Regions from separate parts of the Mus musculus genome. Here regions 1, 2 and 4 are each linked to region 3. A link is a loop called in an ENCODE intact Hi-C map of the cell type or tissue named here. Cell type or tissue: heart. All regions are shown on one strand. Each heading gives the region's core, and the rest is flanking DNA. Links, peaks and the distances in the headings are about the cores only. Region 1 overlaps Gm46288 (a long non-coding RNA gene). Region 2 overlaps Abr (active BCR-related gene). Region 3 overlaps Abr (active BCR-related gene). Region 4 has its middle 6.4 kb from the start of Abr.

The links. A loop is a pair of places that touch in the nucleus more often than their neighbours do. Peaks named below come from ENCODE experiments on the same cell type or tissue, not always from the same donor. Only the 100,000 strongest peaks of a DNase experiment are listed, where the experiment ranks them.
Region 1: a loop joins it to region 3, with 3 times the contacts of the local background. A loop is called at or near these places in 14 of 42 quality-filtered maps.
Region 2: it touches region 3 in a loop (2.9-fold over the local background); 5 of 42 quality-filtered maps call a loop at or near these places.
Region 4: a loop joins it to region 3, with 8 times the contacts of the local background. A loop is called at or near these places in 14 of 42 quality-filtered maps.

What each region holds. Positions count from the first base shown.
Region 1 is chr11:76,641,995-76,650,225 of GRCm38, reverse strand. All of the region lies in intron 1 of Gm46288 (a long non-coding RNA gene), which reads right to left. Among named protein-coding and RNA genes, the nearest start is that of Gm46288, 19 kb to the right of the region's middle. In heart, for the core only: CTCF peaks have their summits at 2,445 and 4,048 (motif pointing right); DNase peaks (open chromatin) are centred at 2,555 and 4,065; H3K4me3 peaks cover 1,191 bases; H3K27me3 peaks cover 697 bases.
Region 2 is chr11:76,508,430-76,513,429 of GRCm38, reverse strand. Abr (active BCR-related gene) reads left to right here. Exons shown (of 23, transcript NM_198895.2): 2 at 4,358-4,542. It also overlaps the pseudogene Gm12341. Among named protein-coding and RNA genes, the nearest start is that of Abr, 60 kb to the left of the region's middle. In heart, for the core only: a CTCF peak has its summit at 2,221; DNase peaks (open chromatin) are centred at 2,899 and 4,379; H3K27ac peaks cover 1,837 bases.
Region 3 is chr11:76,454,195-76,459,194 of GRCm38, reverse strand. Abr (active BCR-related gene) reads left to right here. Exons shown (of 23, transcript NM_198895.2): 10 at 1-14; 11 at 2,473-2,595; 12 at 2,959-3,034; 13 at 3,482-3,586; 14 at 4,605-4,679. Among named protein-coding and RNA genes, the nearest start is that of Timm22, 50 kb to the right of the region's middle. In heart, for the core only: no CTCF peak of the experiment used is centred there; DNase peaks (open chromatin) are centred at 2,764 and 4,544.
Region 4 is chr11:76,573,683-76,581,913 of GRCm38, reverse strand. It overlaps a transcript of Abr not described here. Among named protein-coding and RNA genes, the nearest start is that of Abr, 6.4 kb to the right of the region's middle. In heart, for the core only: a CTCF peak has its summit at 3,837 (motif pointing right); DNase peaks (open chromatin) are centred at 3,883 and 4,113.

The DNA of each region.
Region 1 (8,231 bases), core at 1,555-6,554, 190 kb before region 3:
TGAACTTGGGTCCTCTGGAAAAGCAACAAGAGCTCGTAACTGGTGAGCCTCTCTCTAGCCCTGGTGTCTAACTTCTACAAGGGTCCTGGGGATCCGAACTCGGGTTGTCAGGCTTAAACACCAAGCACTTTACCCACAGTTACCCCCAAGCAGCCCCTCTCTTTCTGTCAGTGACCCCCCTATTTGTTTGGAACTCTATGTAGACCAGGCTGGTCTTGAACTCACAAAGATCCACTTGCCTCTGCCACCTGAGTGCAGGGATTAAAGGTGTGTGCCAGTATGGCCAGCTGTTATATTTAATTTATAAACAGGTGTGAATATACGAATATGAGCACAGGAATACAGGCAGTCTCGGGTCACGCAGCGGATATGGAGGTCCGAGGAAAACGTGTGGAAATCAGTTCTGCACTCCCACCTTGCTGGCTGGAGGCAGGGTCTGCTCTCTTATTTCTGTGCGTTTGCTGTTTACTGCAGCGCGGCTGACCTGAGAGCTTCCAAGGTGATTCTCTCATCTCCCGCCTTTCTAGAGAGGAGCCCTGGGACTCAAGATGTGTGCCTCCACAGCTGTTTTGTTGTTGGGTTCTTTATTTTATTATTATTATTATTATTATTATTTTATGTGTATGAGTGTTTTGCCTACATGTAGGCCTGTGCACCACCTGTGTGCCTGATGCCCGAGGAGGTGGTGAGCCTCCATGTGGGTTCTGGGAATCAAATCTGGGTCCTCTGCAACAACAAGTGCTCTAACCACTGAGCCATCCTTCCAGCCCCCACAGTCGGCTTTTAAGTCACTCTGGGGATGGACCTCTGGTCATCAGGTCTGCATAGTTTCCATTGCTGTGAAGAGACACCATGACCAAGGCAACTCTTATAAAGGTAAACATTTAACTGGGGCTGGCTGACAGATTCCGAGGTTTTAGTCTACTATCACCATGGCGGGGAGCATGGCGGCACGCAGGCAGACACGGTGCTGGGAAGGAGCTGAGTGCTCTACAAGGAGAGGACTACTGTGTCTCACACTGGGCAGAGCTTGAGCATATATATTACCTCAGAGTTCTTCCTCCATAGTGACACATGTCCTCCAACAAGGCCACATCTCCCAATGGTGCCACTTCCTGGGCCAAACATATTGAAACAACTACAAGAGGCAAGCATGTTTTACCATGAAGCCATCTTATCAGCCCTAGTTTTGACTTTCCAAGACAGAGAGACTCATGCAGCCCTACACTGGCCTCTGTCTCCTGAGCCTGCCCTTCCCCAAGGTGTCAGCATTGCTAGGCCTGTAAACTTCTTTTCTCTATTTTTAAAATCGATTTTTATTTATGTATATGGATGTGTGTGGATGTGTGCCACAGTGTGCTGATGCTCCTGGAAGCCAGAAGAAGGCATCGGGTCCCCTGGAGGTGGGGTTACAGCAATTGTGAGCCTGCTAGTGTGTGTCCTGGGAACTAAACTCACGTCTTCTATAAGATCAGCAAAACTCTTCATCACTGAGCCATCTCCCCAGCCCTATAAACCTCTTTCCTTTATAAAGCAAGCCCATCTCAGGTGTTTTACTACAATGATGAAAATCTAATACAGGCCTGGGTCTCAGGACCACTATCTTCACAGCCACAGAGCAGACACACAACAGAGTGAAGGGAGACTGGCTGTGGCCCCTCAGAAACTAACAGCTTTGCAAGGAGGAGGACTCTGAGATCCACTAAGCCACCTCTCAGGAATGCTGGGATTAAAGGTGTGGTCCACCACCCGATAGGCTAGTGTCCTTCTTGAACCCCACAAATGAATGGAGGTAGCTTTTCAAGCTATGCTCATGGGGATAGGAATACAACTGTCCTAGTTGGCTTCCACTGTCATCTTGACACAGTCATGACTTGACACAGAGTCATTTAAGAGGGGAGCCTCAGCTGAGGAACTGTCTAGATCTGATGGTGGGAGAATGTTTTATTATTAATCAATGCAGGAGGGCCCAGCCCACTGTGGGCAGCACCAGCCCTAGGCAGGTGGTTTTATATATATATATATATATATATATATATATATATATATATATATATATATATAAAAGCTAACTAGGCATGAGACCACATGTCGGCCAATTAGGAAGTAGCATCTGTCATGGCTCCTGCTGTACTTTCTTGGGCCATGAGTTCATATCCTTGTCAGAGGTAGTATTTCATGGACTAGCAAACAGTCCCCACTTCAGGTTCCTGCCTTGACTTCCCTCAACGAAGGACTTGTGACTTGCATATATATGTAAGATGAAATAAGCCCTTAGGTTGCTTTTGGTCAGAGAGTTTTATCACAAGATCAGAAAGGAAACCAGAACAACGGAGCAAGACTTGGAAACTGCTTCCTCGAGCAGGCACACTGCTCCCAAAACCCTACAAGCCCTACAAGGCCTTGTATCCTCCTGGGTCTCATCTAGCAGTTCCTGCCTCAGCCGCACGAGGGAGCCTTTGCCACTCCCTGCTGTCTTCAAAGTCCCCAGTCTCCTTAGGACTCCAGAAAGGGGCCAGCCTTTGAGGCTCTCCTGCCATGCAGAATGAGTTCCTTCTGAGCCCTGGGTGGCACAGGAGACTGGCGTGAGCTCGGGCAGCGGGGGAGGTTTCAGAACACAAGGCTATTTTTAACCTGGCACAGATGCCCTATTCCCAGCGAACGGAGGGGGTGGGGTAGGTGGGAAGCAATCTTGCCTTCCTGACTTATTGTTGTTTCATTAACCACTTCCGATGTTGGATACGAGGGGCATCACCTGGTTTCGTGGCTATTCTTCCTTGCCACAACCCCTTCCTGCTTCCCACTGCTCAAGCAGCGTTCTCCCCGCAGGGGGCAGAGAAGGAAGGGGAGAAAACGGGATTGACCAAGTGACGGTGACTAAGGGTGAGGAAGGGGTAAGCATTCTGTCTTGTGCTGTCAGCAGTGGGAGTGGGTCCAAAAAACCACTTAGCCCCTTAAATTGCTCACTTCTCCTCTCTCTAGTGGGTGTGCTCTAAATGGCTTGGAAAACCATTGCAGCTAATCAAAGGCAGCTGGAAGAGGGCCAGGCTGGACCCAGCAGGGGGCTGAATTGAGCCCGGATCCATTATCGCTACCCAGTCCAACATTTTAGTAGTGGGTTTCCGTCTGATTTCAGAGTGAGATGATTAGGTCATTATTTGTTAAATTATACCTTTTAATTAGTGGATCTATTAAAATGAAAAGCCTGAGAGAGGCACACAAGCCTCTGGGTTTTTGTTGGGGATTTATAATTACCACTGTTTAGAAGAGATTAGTGGGGGGGGGGGGCGGGCGTTAAAACCTTTTAAGAAAATCCTGGGAACAGAGATGCCAATAAGTAAGATATGGACCTTGCCGTTGCAGCTGTCTGCATCATTATCCATTTCTCATTACTGCAGAAAATGGGGGTGAAAGGGCCGAGGTCTAGCTCAGCAGTACAGCAACTCTCAGCATGCTGAAGGCCCTGGGTTCCACCCCCAACGCCCAAAATAATAAATCAAGGAAAAGATAATCATGCTTGGCTATGGCTTAGCATTAGAACATTTGCCTTGTGAGTCCCCAAGTTCCATCCCCAGCACTTACAAAGTCTATATAAAGTCACGCAGATTCTCTCTCTCTCTCTCTCTCTCTCTCTCTCTCTCTCTCTCTCTCTCTTTGGTGTTGGGGATGGAACCCAGAGCCTTACGAATATTCATAAATACTACTGACTGCTCCTCAAACCAGTTAGTTCAGTATTTTCCAAAGAGCGCGTCCAATACTGGTACTGAGAAACTAAAGGAGATCATGATTTTGGCCAGTACAGTGAGGAGTTTTAACCCATCATTCATTCCTTATAAGTTTGTGTTCTTGGGCGGTAGGGAAGTTGCGGGTGGTTAGGGGAGCGAGATACTGGATCTGTCTATGTAGACGTAAGCCTTTGGGGAGTTTGAGTTGGTCTTTGGGAGGAACCAGCAGGGATAATATGACGATGCTGTTTGGATTTGAGCTTCCTTCCTGTCGCTGTCCAACCTAGCTTTACAGAGTCCGCTGGTTGCAGAACGGCCTTAGTCCAGCAGAGGGCGCGTCACCGCCGGTTTTTAGACGCTCTCCGCTACAGGACGACACATTAGACCATCTGTGAGAGCCCAGCAGCATGGCTCTCCTCTCCCGCTGTGTTTCTTCTGTCTCTGCTGTCAGCAAGGAAGCCGATCTCTGCACACATTTGGTCTCTCGGACTATCAGAGGCCGCGGAGGCACATGCTCCGACTATTTTCATCTTTTTACTTAAAAGCAGCTCCTCGCTGCTCGCTTCACCACCAAGGGTATCTAAGCTACTTCTAAGACTTCCAGATCCGAAAGCCTTCCTTCCAGTTGCTCTATGTTCTGCAGACCCCATTGACAGCAGGCGGGGTGCCTCTCCCCAGTCTGACATGAGCTCTTGTCCACTGTTCCTCCTCCAATCTCCCTTAGACTTCATTACCGTGTCCTGTCATGGATCAAAAACCCCACGGGCACAGCTACTAGGAGCATCTTCTGTTCTCTGTCTCCAGGAATCAGCACAGCGTTTGATACAAACACCCCAGAAATACTCAATGCACAAATGAGTGCAGTCATGTAACTCATGTAAATTCAAGTTTAGGCTCTTCTCTCTCTCTCTGTCTCTCTCTCTGTCTCTCTCTCTCTGTCTCTCTCTCTCTGTCTCTCTCTCTGTCTCTCTCTCTCTGTCTCTCTCTGTCTCTGTCTCTCTCTCTCTCTGCACTGAGCAAGCTCTCTGCACTGGGGAAGCAGACATAAAAGGCACAGTTCCTGTCCTCAAAGAGACTGTAATCAGTAGAAGGCAGACATGAATCTGGGCAACTTGAATTTCCAGCTTCCTCTGGGTTGGCAGTTAATTTCACGCCCGCCACACAGGAAGGTTGCTGGCTGGCTGGACTAACACCCCCACCCCTGAAATTCAACCACAGAACTTGACTCCCAACCTTTCCTCGGGTTCTATTACTTGAAGCCCCAGCTTACGCTCTACATCCGATCCTTCCTATGAAACAGGACCACCTTGCCAAGGTCACGCTGATTGGACATCGGGGTTTGTCTGAGTCTAGTTGTCTCACAAGGAGGAAATGAGAAAACAGCCCACTGACGGGCAGTTTGTATTCTAAAGGCGGGCTTTTGGAATTGGTGGTGTTTGTTGGAGTTTCTTTGGTTTGGTTCAGTTGAGACAGGGCCTCACACTCTATTCCAGGATGGCGTTGAAATCATAACAATCCCCCTGCTTGCTGGTTTGATGCTGCAGAATCCGAGGGTAGGCCTGGTGCTTGCTTTTGCTTTCATCTTTATGCATAATAGCTGCTTACAGGAGCAGTAAAGAAAGATGCCTGTTCCCTGTGAGGGCCAACAGCATAGGCAACGCCGCCAGCAGACAGGCATTGCTTTCAGATAAACAAATGTCAGGTCCTACAGAGGCACTTTGGGATGGGAGGTAGGGCTATCACTGTGGCCCGAAGCAACTCAGACTCATTGCTAGGGCAGAATAGATGTCCTGGAAATGATTTGATGATGCAAAACTATGGCTTCTGAACAGGGCTGGAACGTGAAATGAATCAAAGAAAAGGCCACCGTGATTTTTCCTCCCTTCACTCTTGCAACAACAAACCCAATAATTTGATCTTGACGATTTCAGAGTATTGAAATTTTACCCCAACTAAATGCTTTGCTTTTGTGGCTGACGTCGTTTTCCAACCACACAATTACACCAGCTACAGCTGTGTGCACTGATGTGAATCAAATACTATCTGTCATTTGTAGTCTGCGTCTCCTCACCATAGCCCCCAGCAAGGGTCCCGAGGAACACAATTAAACCACTCACTGGATGGTTCACAGAGCAATTCTATCAAACCTCTGAAAAGAATGCAATAGGAAGGACTGCTTAAAATGTTACAGACTACAGAGGAAAAGCCACCTGAGCACAGAACTGGTACCAAACTCAGTGAAGGCTATGACACTATGACTGTCACTTACCTCACTAATTAACAGCAGCCACACACACACACAAAGCACAAACGAACCCCCAATGCATGTTATACCACAGAATATTCTAAGTAATTTAGGGTCTTTGTATTGCGTTTATCTGAGGAATCCGAGGATGGCGCATCACAGTAAACTGCACTGTCACCATGTCATCACTTCCAACTTTGGTCATTGTATACTAACTTATTTGCTGTTTTGTTTCACTTTTGGTTGATTTTTTTTGTTGTTGTTAGTTATTGTTATTGATTTTGCATTGCTGTAATTCGAACCTAGGACCTTGTGTGTGCGGGGCAAGTGCTCTCCCACTGAGCTATATCACAGCCCACCTAGATAGTTACCAAAGTCTTTTCTATGTGTGAAAGGTTGGGAATTCACTTTGGTGACCAGAGGACATGTCATCACTTTTTCCAGAAATTTGGATACGGTTCTAAAGTATGTCAGATATAGTTGCACATGTCTGTACCCTCAGTACTCAGAAACAGGGGCAGGAAGATTGTGAGTTCAAGGCCTACCTCAGCTAAATTCATGGTCACCTTTGCCACCATGTCTAATGATCTGAGTTCAATTCCCAGTACCCACACAGTGGAAGGAAAGAATAGACTCTCAATAATTATCCTCTGACCACCACCAAATGCTCGCCACGGCACAGGTACAGGGACGGACACACACACACACGCACACACACATACACTTATCTGACCACCACCAAATGCTCACCACGGCACAGGTACAGGGACGGACACACACACACACTAAATAAATTATATAAATAAATATGTTTAAAATTTTTAATGACTATGAATGACAACATCAGACCCAAGGAACTGCAAGATTAAAAGCAGAGGTGAGATAAAGAGTTCTATTCTGGGGCTGGAGAGATGGCTCAGTGGTTAAGAGCACTGACTGCTCTTCCAGAGGTCTTGAGTTAAATTCCCAGCAACCACATGGTGGCTCACAACCATCTGTAATGGGATCCAATGCATTCTTCTGGTGTGTCTGAAGACAGTGACAATGTACTCACATATATAAAATAAATAGTTAGAAAAAGGGAGTTCTGTTCTTTGCAGGAAAATGGAACCAGAGGTAATCATATTAGTGAATAATCACTGTCTCAGACAACATTTTTCTCTCATTTGTACTTTGTTTTATTTTATATAGCTACTGAAGTGGTGCTGTCTAGGGGGAATGGGACTAAAGAAGGAAGAAAAAGGGACACAAAAAAGGAGGGTAGTAGACAGCAGGGAGCATGCCCAATGCAAAGTAAATAAGTGCATAAAATTTAAAATTAAAAAAAGAAAGGAAGAAAGAGGCTAGAGAGATGGCTCAGTGGTTAGAGTTCTTGTTGCTCTTACAGAGAACCAGATTCAGTTCCCAGCATCCACATCAGGTGGTAACAATTCCCTGAAACTCCAACTCTAGGGAATTTGGTGACCTCTTTGGCTTCCACAGGCACACACACACGTGTGAACATAACACAGAAATAAATACACTCACACACACACACACACACACACAAATCAATAAATAACAAAAATATTTTTTTAAAAGAAAACTGGACATGGTAGCTCCCACTTTTAATCTCAGCACTTGGGAGGTAGAGGCAAGGGACTTTCTACGATTTTGAGACCATATTGATCTACAGCATGAGCTCTAGGCCAGCTGGGACTGCATAGGGGAGACTGTGGTGGTTTGAATGAGTATGGCCCCACAAGCACACAGGGAGTGGCACTATTTCGAGGTGTGGCTGTATTGGAGTAAGTGTGATGTTGCTGGAGGAAGTGTGTCACTGGAGGAAGTGTGTCACTGGAGGACAGCTTGAGGTCTAAGGGCTCAAGCCAGGTCCAGTGTGTCATTTTCTTCCTGCGGATCCAGATGTAGAACTCTCAGCATGGTGCTTTACCAGCACCATGCCTGCTTACATGCCACCAGGGTTCCTGCTATGACGATAATGGACTAGACCTCTGAAACCATAAGCCAGCCCCAATGAAATGTTTTCCTTTATAAGAGTTGCCATGGTCATGGTGTCTCTTCACAGCAATAGAAACCCTAACTAAGACAGCCCCCATAGGCTCATATATTTGAATGTTTGGTTCCCAGTTGGTAGATTACATATGGGCCTTGATGGAGGAGGTGTGTGACTGGGGGTGGGCTGTGAGATTTCAGAAGCCCATGCCAGGCTCCGGCTTTCTCTCTGCCTACGGCCTGCAGATCAAGAGGTAAGCTCTCAA
Region 2 (5,000 bases), core at 1-5,000, 54 kb before region 3:
GTATGTGCCACCATACTTGGCCTTGTAAGGATGTTTTGTCTGCATGAATGTCTGTGTACCATGTGCATGCCTGGTGCCTACAGAGGCCAGAAGAAGGTGTCAGATCCCTGGAACTGGAATGGTTGTGAGCCACCATGTGGTTGCCAGGAATCAAACCCAGGCCCTCTGGAAGAGCAGTCAGCACTCTTAACCACTGAGCCAACTCTCTAGCCTTATGCAAATATATTTCCATGAGTATTTATAACTAATTGCATATTATTATCTTAGGGCACAGTTTTGAATTATGCTGGGTTCAAGCTGTGGTGATTACTAAAATTTCTTGTACCATTTACCAGATAAACTGAGCAAGGTTGTGGTAGTTAAATACACCTTCCAGGAGCTCTGAGAATGTTCCTTTACAGCCTTAGGCTTTATTAATTAATACTATCATTTTGTGGTGCTGGCCTTCACCCTCAGGGCCTCACGCATCCTAGACAAGAAGCCTACCATTATTTTTATGTTCTTGTTAATTTGATAGGAAAATTGCACCAAGGGGAAAGGGAAAGTGGTTTGCATTTTCTTTGATTGTAGTGAGGTTAACCTTTAAAAGGCGTATCTCTGGCCATTTGCTCTTCTATTTTAAGTTTTCTTCTTCTTTCTCTTGCTCATTAGAATATGACATAATTATCTTTTTCTCACCAGCTTGTAAAAGTGCTTTATCTGGGTATCATGTGAGGAACACATAGGAGAGGGTACAGCTAGCTGGCTTTCCTCAAAGCCATGTTAAGGAGGGTCTCACTGATGGACAAAGGGCTGAGGAGAGGATCTTAGGCACCAGAGCAGCAGATGCAGTGGGGTGGGGTGGGGTGGGGTGGGGCTTCCTTGCCATATACATTATCATAAAAGTTGGTGGCTTAAAGCCACAAAAAGCTGTCTCACAGTCTGGAAATTACAGGCCCCAGACCGAGGCCTGCTGGGAAGCCCTTCAGACTTCAGGGGTCAAATTCTTGTTTGCTTCTCCCAGTGCTGCTCACGTTCTCGGGACCTTCTCTGTATCTCCCCTTCTGATTCCTAAGGACTTGACGGGATTCAGCACCTATGGGTTTTCATCCAAGATGATTTTATTTTGAGATCCTCAACTTGATGGCATCTTCAAGTATCTTTTTTTTTAAACAAATAATTTCCTATTTAGAGGTACCAGGGCTTAGGGTTAGACTCTTTGGCTATCTATTCAGACAACTGAAGGAGTCTGGAGATGATCTGACACTCCTGGGCAGGAAGACACAAGCCCATGCAGAGATTCTTCAGCTGATAAGTTTAGGCTGGTCGTACCATTGAAGTTAGCGGGGAACTGTGGGGTCTTCAGTTGGGTTGTAGCTTAGCTGCTCTGGGAAGAAAATTGGCAAGATGGGGGTTTGAGGAGATTTCATTGAGAGTGGGAAGGGGGAGTCTGGAGAGACTTGGAAGTCTCCTGTCATCTGAACTAAACACAGGTTTTAAAAAAATAGGGACTGGAAGATGTGTGTGTCTAGGAAAGAAATAATCAGAGACAGATATGCTGCCCAGACCTCTCTGTGGATGGAGGGAGGGGGGAGGGAGAGAGAGAGAGAGGAAGAGAGAGGGAGAGAGGGGGAGAGAGAGAGAGGGAAAGAGAGGGAGAGAGAACACAAAGCCCAGACAACACTATCCCCACCCCCATCTTTTTATTATGAGAACTATCAGACATGGAGAATATTTGAGAGTATCTATGGCACACTGAACAGTCCACTTACTGTTAGCTAGAGTCTGTAATGACCACTTTCCCATGGCGACTCCCTTCCACATCTATGCATCTCCCCATGCCATTCCTCCTTCTATTTTATATTGCAGACGATTCTCCTTCAGGCTGGCATGTCGTTAACAAGAGTTCAGTATTTGATGAACTGCATAAAGCTTAACCATACTAAGAGTCGGTAGATTCTGGTGAATGCGTCTGTGTACCTCAGATCCCTGCTAAGATAAGGAATGATCCCATTGGCTCGGAAGTTGCCCTGTGCTCACTGCCATCACCTCCTGGCCACGTCCACTTAGTGTTCCCATCTGAGGCCTTCATGGACCAAAGCCTGTGTGTGCCCAGTGGAGCTCCTTTTCAGCCTTTCCTAGAGGGTTGCTCTCCACTTCTTTTTCTGTATCTCTTCTCCCAGTAGAACTGTTCCAGACTCCCAGCAGGAACAAGAAAGGAACTACCTAGGAATGCTGGCAGGGGGCGCTCTGCCAGTCCTCATGTCCGTACCCTGTGCTCCCCTCATTGGCTAACATGTCCCATGAGGAGGGCCAAAGGCAGGGTGCTGGTATTTCTTTGGAGTGAGATACAGAAGGGACAGGACCGTCCTCAAAGACTTAGACAGACCCAGGTTAGAGCCTCCCCACGGTCTCAGGCAGATGTGTGAGGCTCAGGGACCTCATCTGTGAGAACTGCTTTGGAGAGGTGCTTAGATGGAGTGCACACCAGAGGAAAGGCTGGCAGAGACCTTCCTTTCCTGTGAGAGATGCAAGGAAATTGCATTAGAGGCGAGCCAAGCCATCTTCCTTTTGGTCTTCTGTGAACCATGCCTTTGGGTAGTCCGTTCATTTCTGTAATGCATGATACAGATCAGTCTAGAAGTTGGCTAAGACAAGGTCCACCATAATTCATTATTCCATACCCTTAGCTTCAGCATGACCAGGGAGACCCAGAGCCCCTGGAAGAGTAGAGAGGTCTGTGACTCTTCATGCATATGTCTTTCCTGAGGAAATACATCCTGTGTCCCCAGACAGCTTAATGGGCATCAGCTGAGCCCTGGGAGAGGAAGTCAGCAGTAGCAGGTGCCGAGAGCCCAGGGGAGGCTATCAACTGCCAACAGACAGATTGGACTGAGTATAGCCATGGCCTGGCGCCCCAGTGACCTGGTGACACCATTCTCAGGCTTCTGGCTGCCTGTGGGCCCGTGTGTTGTGACAGAGAAGGAGGAGCCAGGGCTCCACAGAGAGCTTGACTCACTGGGACCTGCCTGGGTTAGACCTCAGGCCTGAGGTGGACGGTGCATCCCTCCATTTTTTTCAGTCTGCCACCCCAGCTTCCCAAGAGCCTGCTATACATCAAGGAGGCCATGTGCTGTTGGTACTATAAACTGGGTTCCCCGGGGAACATCCTGGAGGAAGTGATGTCTGAACAGATAATGGAACAGACTCGGCCAGGCTCCTATAACATACTGGCCACAGTCCCAAAACTAGGCCTTGCCAGGGTTCAGGAGCCATACGACTGTTTTCAGCAAGTCCCGTGTTCCCAGGGTTTTCCTTCTTGGCATTCCTCTGTGGTACCAGCTACTTCTGGTCCTCCAGAGGCTGTATCCCTGGCCTCTCCTCATCGATGATTCCCTTCCAGAACCAAGGCTCAAGACAGAGGAACCTTCCACCTTGCTTGCTGTAACCTGTACTCTGACATGTTGGAAACAGCAACACCCAGCCCTCCCGGCCAGTCGCTGGCTAAGAATGATGCCTGCAGCTTAGTGAGGCTGTCCTATAACTCTTGGCAAAGCCTAGAGGTACCACCCTGTTCCATGGTTGCCTTCCCTACAGCCCCCAGGAGGGTGTCTGCGTGGGCACTGGCCCTGGTGTGGTGCTAGGAACACTGAGGGGTTAATACCCGGTACCTTCCCTCCTGCCTGCTCTGGAGGAAGCCGTGTTGGAATTATAGACATAAATGCTGGCTTTTGAGGAGCCTGCTGCTCACCAAGTCCCTGCCAGGCCTGGGCACAACCCTCTCTCCCACGCCTGCCTGCCTTGGGCTCTGTCCTGCATGCAGGGCCGCATTCAGAGGACCGAGGGCCTCCTAGGGCCCACTTTCTGGGCCCTCTCTACCCAAAATTTGCCCTGTTCACTCCCTACGGATTGAGCTCAGTGTACAATGGTACCCAAGGAGGAGGGACGGAGGAAGTGACATCGCTTGGCCCGCCCCCACCTCCTTATTCCCTATAAAAAGCAAAATGGTGACTCAGAGAGAGGAGTTGGAATCGTCCTGCCTCCCGCTCCCACTGTTAATTTTTAGACGTGGAATTAGGCAGGAGGCAAAGGAAACACAGCCCCACATACGCAGCTGACATGCTATTAGGCGGGTGGAGACAGCAGAACCGCTCCTCCCCGACTCCCAGCAGCCTCTGACGGACTCAGCAGAGCCTGTGCCTGCTGGAGCTCCCACCCCCCTCCCCAAGCCTGGCTGTACAGCCCCTGCCCTGGCCCAGGGTGCATGGTGCAGCAGGGGCCATGGCAGCCGGGGGCCGCCGCCGGCGCCCACTGCGCTACCAGTCCCTGGCAGCCCTGGTGGAAGACTCTCAGTGGCCTTTCTTGTTCCTTGTCTCAGACTTCAGCTACGGTGCGGAGGACTACGACGCAGAGGGGCATGAGGAGCAGAAGGGGCCCCCCGAGGGCTCGGAGACCATGCCGTACATCGACGAGTCACCCACCATGTCGCCCCAGCTCAGCGCCCGCAGCCAAGGTGGTGGGGACAGCGTCTCGCCCACCCCACCTGAGGGATTGGCACCTGGGGTAGGTACTCCTGTTTACTCTTTTGGGAGGGGAGATAGAATGCCATGTGCAAGAAGTGGCCCGGGGTCTGCGTAGGACAGTGTCAGCAGTGAGCTTGGGGAGGGTGGGTCTGGACTTGTGACGCCTGTCATTTGGCTTCTCTTCCACTACCTGCTGCGCTCTGCTGCCCCTCACCTGTTCCCTGCTCTGCCAGCTGTTTGTTCCTCTGCTTCCTGGATGCTCTCACTCCCTTCCAGTCACCTGAGTCTCTCAATAGGATGGGGAGGGGGGCTCTGGAAGGACCAGGCTTTTCTATCTGTACCTGGCTGGGTACACATGGCCTGTGGGACAACAAATGTCCCCACAAAGCCAGTACTGGCCTCAAGCTCCCTATGGGATAAAACATTATGTTCCCCAGGATGTGGGCCTCCAGCCCTGCTCTGTTCCACAGGAAAGGAACAAGCCTGGGTACCTAACTT
Region 3 (5,000 bases), core at 1-5,000:
AGATCCAGAAGGAGGTAAGCCATGGCCCGGGGCGGTTTTGAACTGGGTGTCCTAAGGGAGGTGGAGAGAGGCGGGCTGCAGGCTTACAGGTGTGTTAGGGGAGGGAGGATGCAAGAATGGCAGCCCTTGCTTGTGTAAGTGCTGAGGGGGGCCGAGGACGTTAAATATGGAATGTTTCCTCAGTAACCGCGTGTATTGCACACTACAGAAAGGGGAAGCGAGAGAGGAGGAATGAGAGAGGCTCTCTTGAGAAAAAGCACACACAGGAGGCCTTGTGAGAAACTGACACGTCTAAAGGGAACTAAACAGGGAGGGGGGACCCGGGTACAGCAGTTGGCCAAAGCATGTGCTAAGAAGTAAATCAGAGTCTTGTCACACACAACGGCCACAGGTAGGTCTATGTTGGTCCACAGAGTGAATCTCTAAGCTTTTTAAAAACCTGATAGCCTGTGGGTCATATTCACAGACTTCACTGTAGAGAAATTATACAAAGTAAACTAGAAAGTTAGTATTTTAAGGAGGGGGACTCAAAATAAAAAGGGAAAGCTATTTAGAAAGTGCATAAGAAATGAAAATCAATCTCTCATTCCTCCCCCCGCCCCCCATGTATTCCCGAAAGGACTATTTTCTCTCTCCTCTGTTTCTCTGGTTTCTGTACTCTCTCTTTTACTCCCTTCTTAATCCCCCTTCTCATGTCCCAAAATAAACTTTATTTTATACTAAAAAAATAAAAATAAAAAGAAATGAAAACTATGCCTTTAATCTCAGCACTTGGGAGGCAGAGGCAGGTGGATTTTTGAGTTCGAGGCCAGCCTGGTCTACAGAGTGAGTTCCAGGACAGCCAGGGCTATACAGAGAAACCCTGTCTCGTAAAACCAAAAAAAAAAAAAAAAAAAAAAGGAAGGGAAGGAAAGAAGGGAAGGAAGGGAAGGAAGGAAGGGAGGGAGGGAGGGAAAGAAAGGAAGGAAGGAAGGAAGGAAAAGTACTACAACTCTAAGCTCATGGGATGAGGCCAAAGCGCTGTCTGAAGAGAATGTGTAGCCTTACACCTCTGTTCAAAAGCAGTGGCTTGGGGAAGGTGAGGTGTCATGGTGGGTAAAAGCACTTGCCACCAAACCTGAGGACCTGGGTTCAGTCCCCAGGCCTACACGATGGAAGAAAAAAAACCCGACTCCCTCAGTTTACCCTCTGAGCCACCTTGCTGGCTACACTGATAATGTTTAAAACTCATTTTATCTAGTCATCAATGTAATAGATGTTTACAACTTTAGTAGACAGTGCAAGAGTGATTATCAGCCACCTTACATGGTTAACAACTTGAAGTGAGTGAGTGAGTGAGTGTGTGTGTGTGTGTGTGTGTGTGTGTGTGTGTGTGTGTGTGTAACCAGAGCACATGTCCTGTCCTGTTCTGGTACTTTTTAAGCTTCACACAGAACTACACCTAGAGTTCTGGATCGTCAGATCCCCTTTAGCAGCTATTTTCTGCTCAACCGCCGAGCATGTACCTGGTATTTGGATTGTTCCTGGTTCGTTCCCTGTAGGAAGCGGGGTTTACAGTCCACATTACTTCCCTGTGTCTCTGCAGCTGTGTGCATTCAGTTAGAGCTGCTTCTGAGAAACTTGTTAGCTTCTTCCAACAGGATGTGCGAGCCACTGCCACAGAGCTGGCTGTGAGGTTTGTTAGAGTTTTGCCAGACTTACACGTTAAGGACTGGGGAGATGGCTCAGTGTTTAAAGTGCTTGCCATGCAAGTAAGAAGCCACAGGTCAGATAAAAAGGACCCATGTGAACACTGGCTGGGTGGGGTGGCCATCCTGTCATCCCAGCACTTGGAACCCCAGACCAAGTTGGCTATTGAGACTAAGCCCTGTCAGTGCACTCTAGGTTTGATTGGGAGACCCTACCTCAAAAAATAAGGTGGAAGGGGGATCAAGGGCGATTCCATCATCACCTTTGAGCCTACACACGAGCGCTCACACATATATGAACGCATGCATGCACACCACACACAGCTGGGGCTCTGTCCTGAAAGGTGTCTGACGGTTTCTAGTAGCGGTGATTGCGTGATGGGGAAGCCTTACTACCTTCCGCATGGCTGCTTGAAAGCCTCAGGACTTGTTAGGTCATTGGGGTTTCTATGGTGAAGCAGACAGGAAGTGTGTAGGACTGGGGTAGTTCCAGTACTGTTGGGGGGCGGGGCTCTGGGGGTTGGGTGGTCTAATTGTCTGGCCTGCTTGTGGGTGTCTGTAGAGGGGCCTTGGGTTAGTTGCATGTGAATGGTATGCTCGCAGGAGGGTTAGTTAGGAATTAGCTGGCTCTTGGGAGGTGCAAATCTGGGCCCTAGATACCAGTACCGCATGAACTATAGCAAATGAGAGCCTGATTAGCACACAGGAGAACGCCGTGCTTAGCACAGCTGAGTGAGATATGAACTTCGGAGGAGGGGAAACAGCCATGTCTCATCTCCTGCAGAAAGCCAACAAAGGACAGAGCCGAGCCATTGAGCGCCTCAAAAAGAAGATGTTTGAGAATGAGTTCTTACTGCTGCTCAATTCCCCAACGATCCCTTTCCGGATACACAATCGGAATGGAAAGGTCAGGAGGAGTGGGGCGGAGGGCCACCTGTTCCCTTAGCACAAGGTTGCCCACTCCCTGTGGCTTCTGGCACTGACCCATGGGAATCAGGGGCAGGGGATGGAAACCCCATTTCCCAGTCCTCAGCTACAGTCCTGGATATGCTCTTCCAGCTGTAGTAAGCTACTGCCCTCTGCTGGCCGCCATTGGCACTGCCACCGCCACTCGTTACCTGGCTTCCTAAAAAGGACAGCCCCCACCCTAACTGCCTCCTCCTTCAGTTTCTGAGGGCCTGATTGGGCTTGGATGGGGCACCTAGAGGGTGAGGGTGTGACTTTCTAGCTGTGGCCACTGCACTGAACTCTTGCTTCTCCCTCCCTCCAGAGTTACCTGTTTCTTCTGTCTTCTGACTATGAGAGGTCGGAGTGGAGAGAAGCGATTCAGAAGCTACAGAAGAAGGGTAAAGTCCTGCCTGGTTCCGTACTGCTCTGAAGGTGTTCTTGGCATCAAGGACCTTGTGTCTTTCCAAGCTTGTTACCTCCAGTGGCTCTCTTTAGCCCTCATAGTCTCCTTAAGATGCCAGGGAGGTGGCACTCTTGGGGTGTTACTCTCTGTTGAGGTCCAATTAAGCCACACAGTGAATTCATGACAGGCTATCTATGGTCCTAGGTTGGGTGTCCTTCCACTCCTTACTTCCCACTCACACACATGAGCCTCTTTGCATATATCTCTTACCTCTGACGACACCCACAGCTGTGCTCATGTGAATACCTGCAGGACTTACCCTTCGCCCAAAGAACCGACTCCAACACTAGACACTAAGCTGATTTCCTGAAGCGTCTGCAAGGATACCAGTAGGTTCTCGAACCTATAATGAAGCTCCCTCTGCTCTCGGCTTCCCCCACAGATCTCCAGGCCTTTGTCCTGAGCTCTGTGGAGCTCCAGGTGCTCACGGGATCCTGTTTCAAGCTTAGGACTGTGCACAACATTCCTGTCACCAGCAATAAAGATGGTAAGATTTGGAACTCCAGGCTGCCCAGCCAGCAGGTCCAGGTTCCCAGAGCATTCCCAGGGGTCTTCTACAGAGACCAAAGAGGCTAGGCATAGCTGCTGGTGGCTGATCTCACTGCCCAATGTGGCTGAAACTGTCCTCTTGCCAGATATACAGAGATTGTAAATGGGACATACTCTCTCCAGGGCTCAGGTTCCTTGGCCCCTATCCAGTTTGAGTAAAAAGTCTGCATTCTGGAGATGATGCTGGAACTCACCCGACCAGAACAGAAGAAGGCTGCAGGATAGGGCAAGGGCTTACCAGGGAAAGATGAGACATTAGGTAGACTAGAGAGGGATATGAGAAATCAGGCCAGCCAGGGGTTTCAGGAAAGAGATTTGGTAGGCTTTAAATGCTAAGCAAGGGAGTTTGGCAGTGGTGCCGTGATCCCAGGGGCCTAGAGAAGGCTTCTGAGCTGGAGAGCTGAGGTGAGGCTAGAGACTGGCCAGAATCAGCTCCCCTGGTATGGAATGGCATCTGCTCTGGGACCTCCTAATCTTCCTTTCTCTGCCTTCTCGATAGTGCTGGGATTACAGCATGTGCCACCATTCAGGCCATGAAAGGACTTTCGAAAGCCAGATTTCTTCAGGCTCGCCTGGGGACCTTTGTGTCCCATACAAGGCTTCCCTCAGAGCCTTGCCTTTCCTATTAGAACAAAGTGATTCAAATTAGTCTGTTTTCATTTTGAAGGATTAGGCAGAGGAGGGCAGCCTTGGAGTAAGCCGTGATCAGAGAGAGGAAGATACTGAATGCCCAGCCTAAGACATTTGTTCTATCTCCCAGTCTGAGCAGAAAGGATACCTTCTTACCTAGAGCTGCACACACTGTGGGAAAACAGTGAGCAATGGACTTGTGTCCCACTGGCCAGCAGGTGGTGCTGTGGACCACAGACCCCTGTCTGCGCTCTAGCTCCTGCCAGCCCAGGGTGGAAGAGCTGGTGAGTCTCCAACACCTCTAGCCTCCTCTTGCTCTCTTGCAGATGATGAGTCTCCAGGACTGTACGGCTTCCTTCATGTCATCGTCCACTCTGCCAAGGGCTTTAAACAGTCAGCCAGTAAGTGCCTCCTCGGGAAGAAGTTGTGTGACCACTGTCCATCTTTCATAGCAAGTCCCTGAGGTTCCACTATGCAGGACCCTCTTTCCTCAACTGCTCAGCTCTGATCTCCCCATGCTGGGGTCCTGCCAACAGGCCTGAGTTGTGAGACTTGCCTTCGAAAGCTAGAAGCCAGCTCCTCTCGGCAGGGAAGTCGCCTTCGCCATTTGTCTCCTCCAAGCCTTTCCTTTAGATCCACAGACGCCGAAACTCAAACTCAGATCTTGTGATCACTCTGTGATGCTGGGCAAGCTTTCTAACCTTTCTGAAGCTCAGCTTCCT
Region 4 (8,231 bases), core at 1,507-6,506, 120 kb before region 3:
TAAATGAAACCTTGCAGAGCCCAACAGACCAGGTGAGTCCTGCATTCTCTGGGACTTTATAGTTCACTCAACAGTCCCTGGGGATCCAGGAACACAGCATTACAGAAGGTTTCCTTAGCCCAGTCCTCCCACTGTTAATCAGACTGCCTGTAGACCCTCTTAAACGAGGTCCTTGAGTGGGCAGGAGGCCAGAAGCAGCTTCCACAACTTCTCCCATTATAGAAATGAAAAGCAGGTCTCCAGTCCTCCTGGTTAGAGGGCTTCAAGAGATATGAGTACATTATCAAGTCAACTCTGGGAGGCTTCCGGCTCTGGCCGGGGCAAAGCGGTCAACATCACCCTAGCAACCTGAATCTTCTTTCACAGATTCCCAGGGTTTCCACCCTACAGAGAGTAGAGGTTTCAGGCCAAGCGGGCTGCCTCCAGAGGCTGTGTTCTTCCATGAAAGCAACAGTTCACTTCCCTATTCCAAAACCAAATTGCCTTGCAAATTTGGGACAGGTCTAGGAGAAGGACTCCGGGCTACGGCTTCAGAAACGGAAATTCCCTTAGTGGGCTGAATCTTTTCTAGGTTTCTATTTTATTTCTATGTTGGAACCTGATTGGGTGAAAAAGAGTACAGCATAGGATGTTGGCTGCTTAGCAAGGGAGGCTGTGCATTGGGGAGTTCTTAGTTGGGGCTTCGTGTGAGCAGTGAGAGAATAATTAGAGCAGCTATTGTCCTGCCCCAAATCTGATTTTAGGTTCCCCTGGAGTCATTTCAAAGGATGTGGCCACATGTCAACCATCAAGCCCAGACAATCTATTTCCAGTTGCTGGAACCCAGATAGCTAAATATCTATACTGCTTAATTCCAGGTTCTTAGTAGCCAGGAACCATTCATTCGTTCGGTCCATCATTTGCACAACATGCTAGGGTTTGCTGAAAAGAGAACTCACTGTCTAGCAAGAGATAGCCCCGAATGGTCTTAATTAAAAAAAAAAAGTCTTTATTTTATGCATATGGGAGTTATGCCTGTGTTATGTCTTGATACCATGTGTGCCTGGTGCGCCTGGAGGCCAGAAGAGGGTGCTGGATCCTTTGGAACTGGAGTTACAGATGATGGTGAGCCACCATGTGGGTGCTGGATGCCAAATCTGGGTCCTCTGGAAGAACAGCCAGTGCTCTTAACGTCTGAACCGTCTCTCCAGGCTCTGAATGTTTTTTTTTAAGAGCACTAAAGAATTGGAGAGAGAGAAGCAGGTCTCTCTGGCTCAGTTGTTAGGAAAAGCCCCTTGGAAACAGTGGTATTTCAGTTTAACACCATAATGTAAGTAGGAGATGCTCAGGCAGAGTGGAGGAGCAGTGTTGGGGTTTGTTTTCCTGAGACAGGGTCTTATGTCAGTCAGACTGGCCTTGTGCTTATTATGGTCTTCTGGTTTCAGCCTCTCATATGAAGCAATAGTGGATATGTACCACCATGCCAGGATAGGGACAGGACATTTTCTTTAACTTTATTTAAAGATGTATTTTATTTTATGTGTATGGGTGTTTTGCCTGTATGTTTGTCTGCTTGGTGCCACAGAGGTCAGAAGAGGGGATATCAGATCCCATGGGTCAGATATTTGTAAACCAGCATGTGTGTGCTAGGAACTGAAGCCAGGCCCTCTGCAAGAGCAACAAGTGTTCTTTCTTTTTTAAGATTTATTTATTTTTATTATATTTAAGTACACTGTAGCTGACGACTTCAGACACTCCAGAATGGGGCGTCAGATCTCATTACAGATGGTTGTGAGCCACCATGTGGTTGCTGGGATTTGAACTTTAGACCTTCGGAAGAGCAGTGGAGTGCTCTTACCCACTGAGCCATCTCTCCAGCCCGCAACAAGTGTTCTTAAGCATTAAGCCAACTCTACTGCGCTTCGGACGGAACATTTTAACCAGCTGTGATGGTTTGTATTTGCGTGGCTCAGGGAGTGGCAGGATTAGAAGGTGTGGCCCTGTGGAATAGGTGTGTCACTGTGGGTGTGGGCTATCAGACCCTCATCCTAGCTGCCTGGAAGCGAGTATTCTGCTAGCAGCCTTCAGATGAAGATGTAGAACTCTCAGCTTCTCCTGAACCATTCCTACCTGGATGCTGTTATGCTCCTGCCTTGATGATTATGGACTGAACCTCTGAACCTATACGCCAACCTCAATTAAATGTTGTCCTTATAAGTGTTGCCTTGGTCATGGTGTCTGTTGACAGCAGTAAAACCCTAGCACACCAGCTATATCAACCTGTGCAAGAAGTCCAGGCAAGGGGCTGGAGAAATGGCTCACTGGTTAAGAGCACTGGCTGCTCTTGCAGAGGTCCTGAGTTCAAATCCCAGCAACCATATGGTAGCTCACAACCATCTGTAATGGGATCGGATGCCCTCTTCTGGTGTGCCTGAAGACAGCTACAGTGTAGTCATAATACATAAAATAAATAAATCTTTCATTCTTTAAAAAAAAAAAAGATTAAGTACAGGCAACTGCAGGAAGGAGCAGGAAGTGGTGTGTGTGTGTGTGTGTGTGTGTGTGTGTGTGTGTGTGTGCATGTGAAGTGATCCAAAGGGGTATGCAGGACAGGCCACAGGGCCTGACAGGTTATGAAAAATAATAATGGGTGTTAGGGTTGTATAGCTCAGTGGAAGAACACCTGCTTAGCATGCCCAAGATCCAGGGTTTGGTCCCTAATGTTGCTGAAAAGAGAGATGGGGTGGTGGTGGAGAAAAATGTGCCTTTCTCCAGATACTGCTGTAAGTGAGCCTTATAAAAGGGGAAATGGTATGTGCGAATTCTCTTACAGCATGCTGTCTGTGGCTTTGAGATGCAGGGAGACTTCCGTGAGAGCATCAGGTGTATGGCATCAGCCTAATGAGCCTGGGGCCGCTCAAACCAACAGATCCTTGACCACTTTTACTGATTTGCTACCTGTCTCGTTCTTCTTCACTTCCCCCTCCGTTAGGATCTGAGCCACGAGCAGAGGCAAGGAGATCTCTCAGATTTAGAGGCCAGATTGGTTTACAAAGTGAGTTCTAGGACAACCAGGGCTGTTACACAGAGAAACCCTGTCTCAAAAACCAAAGAAAACAAGAACGGTAACAACAAAACCCTCTTTGGTATGACAGTGACAGCTACACCTTTCAGTGGCAGTTACTCAATTCCCAGTTAAGAACCACTGTCTTGTACTGAGAGGACAAGGTTATGTTCAGCTGCATCTCAGGCTCCGGTAGCTGGCAAGCAGGGAGGTATGGAAATCTCTTCATTGAAGATGTTACTGGAGGAGACTGGACTTGGGTGACACACTTGGGAGACAGAGGCAGGCAGATCTCTGTGAGTTCAAGGCTACCCTGGTCTATAGAGTGAGTGCCAGGATAGCCAAGGATACTCAAAGGAATCCTAGCTCAAAAAACAAATACAAACAAACAAACAAACAAACAAAAAACCCAAACAAACAAAAACAAAAACTATGTTACTGGAGGGGCCGGGAGATGACTTATCAGTTAAGGGCACTTGTTGCTCTTTCAGACCTGGGTTCAGTTCCCAGCACACACATGCACACACACACACACCACACCCTTTCACATAGATACTTAAGCATATACATAAGTAAAAATAAAAACTACTCTTAAAAAAATGTTCCTGGAAGGTTTGTCTGACGGGAGAGTATTCTGCCCACTCTATTCTTGTTTCTCCTGGCTTTCTCAGACTTTGCTCACAATGGTTACCTGCAGCCCTAGATAAAGCCTGGTGGAAAGCTGAGATTTGAGTCCAAGTCCTTGGAGGCTGCCTATCTAGAACACCTTGTGTGGCTGAGGTGCCACTCTGGCCACCAGATGGCGCCCGAGAGTTCCTGTTCTCTGCCGCAGGACCAGTAGTAACAGGAATTGACTGCAGAGAGAAGTTGCCTTAAAAGAGGCCTGATGCTTAAAGAAACACCGCCACATAGCCTCGGACTGGACCCTTGAATCTGTAGAACAAGACTCTACCACGGCAAGCACCACTGTCCAGGGTCAGTGGCTTCTTTGTCTTTGCCTTCCTGGGTTTTGATTCCATCTCTTCCATGGCTCTTAGTTGCTGCAACTGTTCCTGAGCCTGAGGGGACTGGGCCAGCCAGGAGGAGGGTGGCGTCAGAGCTCCTGGCAGAGCAGGGTTGGAGCTGGGATGCATCTGCAGAACTCTGGCTGAAAGAGTAGGAAGTGCAGCCAGCTTCGGGGCAGTGAGGACCACAGAAGCACAGAGAGCCGGCCTGTGAGCGCTGGCCTCTGCGGGACTTGATTCTGTTGCCTTGGAACTAAGGAGATTGGAGCCTTTGAATTTGATGTCTGGGGTCATTGGGATTTGAGAATTCTTGTGTCTTCTTCGGGTGGCATCTTTCCAAATACTGATGGGGACTCAGAGGTAAGTAGATTGAGGGAGGGGGCTCTAGACTCTGGGGTAGAGTCTTCTTATTGACTGTAGGAAAAGTCTCCTGTTGACCCTTGGGTAGTGAGGGCTGAAAATGGTTAGTTGATGGTCATTTGAGAAGGTCTCCTCCTCAAATTGCTTTTGATTAGCCTCATCTAAGCCAGCTGCTCTACCGTGCTCTTTCTGGTGCCTGACTGTGCATAGGGCCTGGGAAATGTGTGTGTGGTGTGTCACTGCCGCTGTCTGTCCTTGGGTATTGTCCTGGTATGCATCAAGAGTGTGAATGTAGTTCTCTGTCTACATCTTGTCAGGGGTACAGACCTTTACCATGACTCAAGCTGACAAAACATCCACAGGGAAATGAGATGGGGTTGGGGTGTGTGTGTGTGATGGTAGTTTCTGTTGTCTGTAGATCTGTCTGCTGGAAAAGCTAAGAGGGTGTAAAGAAAGAGAATAAAGGACAGAATCTTGGACCAAGCCATCTCTGACAGGCAACTCATGGGATGCCTGGCCTGGGGAATTTTCTACTTAAATTGTTTTAAATTTACATTTATTCATTTATTATGTCGGGGGTGGGGGGTGGGGCATGAGTGCCACAGCACATATGTGGAGGTCAGGAGAGATCAGAGGACAACTTATGGAGAGTCTGCTGCCTACCATGTGAGTCCCAAGGATAAAACTCATGATGTTCTCAGGCTTGGTAGTGAGCACTGTACCCGCTGAGCCCTTCCATGGCTCGAGGAATTTTCTTCTTTCCAGACCTCAGAACTGAAGATGAATTTTGAGAACAGTAAATGCTACTTTGCTCTACCTAGGAAAAGGGAATGAAATAGGGTTTGAAAGCAGGCTACTTGCCAGGCATGGTGACACACATGCCTCTAATCCCAGCAGTTCTCTGTGAGTTCAAGACCAGCCAGGCCTACATAGTGAGTTCAAGACCAGCCAGGGCTACATAGTGAGAATGAAAACAAAACAAAAAACAAACAAAAAAGTCCAACCACACACATACAAGTACACACCAGGAAACAGAAAAAACAGGCTACCTCTCTCTGGGTCTCTGAGAAAGCCAAGTTTACAGTCTTTCAGGGCTAATAAGATATCTGGAGGTCATCTACCTAATCTACCTTCTGCACCTGTGAAAACTAAAGTTGGAAAAGCCTGAGTCTGGCCTTAGGCAGGTAGGCAGAGGGCTAGGGACCTGGCCTAACACAGTCATCGGATTGCTTTTCAGCTTGTCTGAGGGGTCATCTGACCTGTTGTAGTAGATGTGGTTTTGTGTGGCAAACAGTTCTCTTTTTGTTTACTTATTGGTGCCCCCTGGGAGTTCTGGAATGGCACTATCTTGCCTTTTCGTGTAGCTCCAATTTCTCCTTTTCTGGGTTTAATGCTTCCTTTATTTATTTGTTCCTTCCTAGGCCAGTATAGCACTACCCACGTGGACTTGATTCATTTTCAAGTGTTACCATCTGCTGGCTGGCCAGTGGCTTAGCCTTTCTGTGCCTCCATTTCTTTACCTGTGAAATGGAGCTAACATAGCTCCTATCTTGCTTGCTTGCTGTTAGGGTCAGGCCAGGTGAACTTTGTAAAGCATATTGAGCAGCACCTGGCAGTTAGGCACCAATCAGGGTTAACTATTTTTAATTTCTATGACTCTATGCACTTTAAAATATTTTTATTTTATCGTATGAGTGTTTTGCCTGCATGTATATCTGTGCATTGTGTATGTGTCTAGCAACTGCAGAGGCCAGAAGAGGGTGTCAGATTCCCTGGAAACTGAAGTTGCAAATGGTTTGAGTTGGCATGTGGATGCTAGAAATCAAACTTGGGTTTTCTGGAAAATCACTGTCTCTCCAACCCATCATCTGTATTTTATTAGTTTATTCTCATGTATTACATCCCAACTGCAGTTTCCTCTCCTCAGCTTTTTTTTGGGGGGGGGCGGATTTGAACCCCTGCCTCAGCCTTCTTTCTGAGAGACTGGAATCACAGGTGTGCATACACAGCAACACCTGGCTTAACATGCATTTTTGAATGACAGTCAGCTGAGCTTTTGGCATATACCTGGTTATGTGTGAGTTCACATTGCTATAATAGCACTTTTGGAAGTTTACCTACACTGATGCTTCCTGGTTGGCCCCAGCAATAGAGACACTTTCGTTTGTTTTGCTAGCAGTGGCCACTGGGTGATCAGAGACTTTTGGGTCCTTCCTGTGGTGCACAGCAAAGCTGTGTTGCTAATATGAGAAAGGAAGGAGAATGGCGATATAGGTAACATCACTGATTTTGCATCCTGGCTAAGTAGTTGGTAGACTTGAGAGCTGGTTGTTAGAGAGGCAATGAGTAGTACAACCCTGAGAATGAATAAAGGGGGGAGCTGCTGGTCTTCAGAATGGGATTTATCTCTCTTCCACTGAGCCTCTCAACTCAAGGCTGCGTAACTAACCTTAAATCCTGTGATGGGGGAGGAGCAGGCAGGTAACCATGGAGATGGGGATGAGGGGGGCAGGATAAGCTGAGTGCACAGGTTAGGGATATGGAGAGTGTTGGCCCTTAGGGCTGGACAGAGAATGGTTACTAGGGGCTTGGCAGAAGTGGTGCATCGAATGCTGATCAGTGTCTTGGAGTGCTCCACCCATCTGTACATCCAGACACTTAGCTGAATCGGGGTGTGTGTGTTGGGGGGGAGAGGTCCTGTCACAAGTATACCTCCCTGCTGCTCTGACAGATTGGGGCTGATAGCTGGAGTAGAGAGCACTTTAGGTTAGCAGGCTTTGGGCAAACTACAAAGAAGGATGCCTCTTTAACTCCTTAGTTCCCAGAGTGTATGTGTGAGTTAGGATCTTTCGCAACCTTTCTCTGCCCTCAGTGTCCCTTAATCTAACTGGGGGCTTTTGTTAGTCTCAATTCACCCAAGTGCTCCAAGACCCACCCACTTATCTCTGTAAACAGGCTTAGAATCAATCTGTGTGATGTGATTCTTGAAGTAACTACCCTTTCCCAAGACAGCGGGTCAGAAGTGTTGTTGTGTGATAAAACTTTTCCTGTGAGACACAACACACATTATTCACCTGAGACAGGGAACTAAAGTATAGATAGATACCATCAAAATCCAACTTGGTGATCCAATAGGTTTTATTGGGGGTTATTTACAGGAGTAGCAATGACTCGAAGACAGCTGCATCATCAAGGACCACCTCAGCAGGGGTGACAACTCACAGAGCTGGGAAACCTGGAGTATGCACAGCTTGCAGGGAGCTCAAAAGATGGGAGTGTCCTTTCCAAATGACTCTGGTCTAAATCTCTTCTTGCAGCTCAGTTGGCTTCAACTTCTAGCTGGACAGGTCTGAGTCTTCCTTCTGTCTGAGGGGAATTCTCAGATCTTGTTGCTTATTCTGGCAAGGAGGGGCCTAGTGAGTCTTGTTGGTTTCTGGAACTTCCTGAAAGGGTTGTAAAGTTGTTTTCCTTCCTGCTTAAGGAGCTTCCTAGCAGGATGGAATGTTTCAGTCTTGGGAGAAACTGTTACACATGAGGTGGGCAGATGGTTATGGGACAAAACTGCAAGGGCTTCCTAGCAGATGGTCTTGCATTTTCGGATCAGAAAAGATTTCCAGGGACCTTCAGTGACTTGGGTTATCAGTCAGCTGACAGCGAGGTGGCATGCATAGGATCCCAGCCCACACTATGTGGTTGGGTCAGTGAGCTGTGCCTTAGTTTTTCCATGTGGAAAATTCACAAAACCTAGAAAAGAGCTGTGCTTGGTAACACAGGCCTTTAGCCTTAGCTTTCTAAATCTCAAGATTAGCCCTCCATGACACACC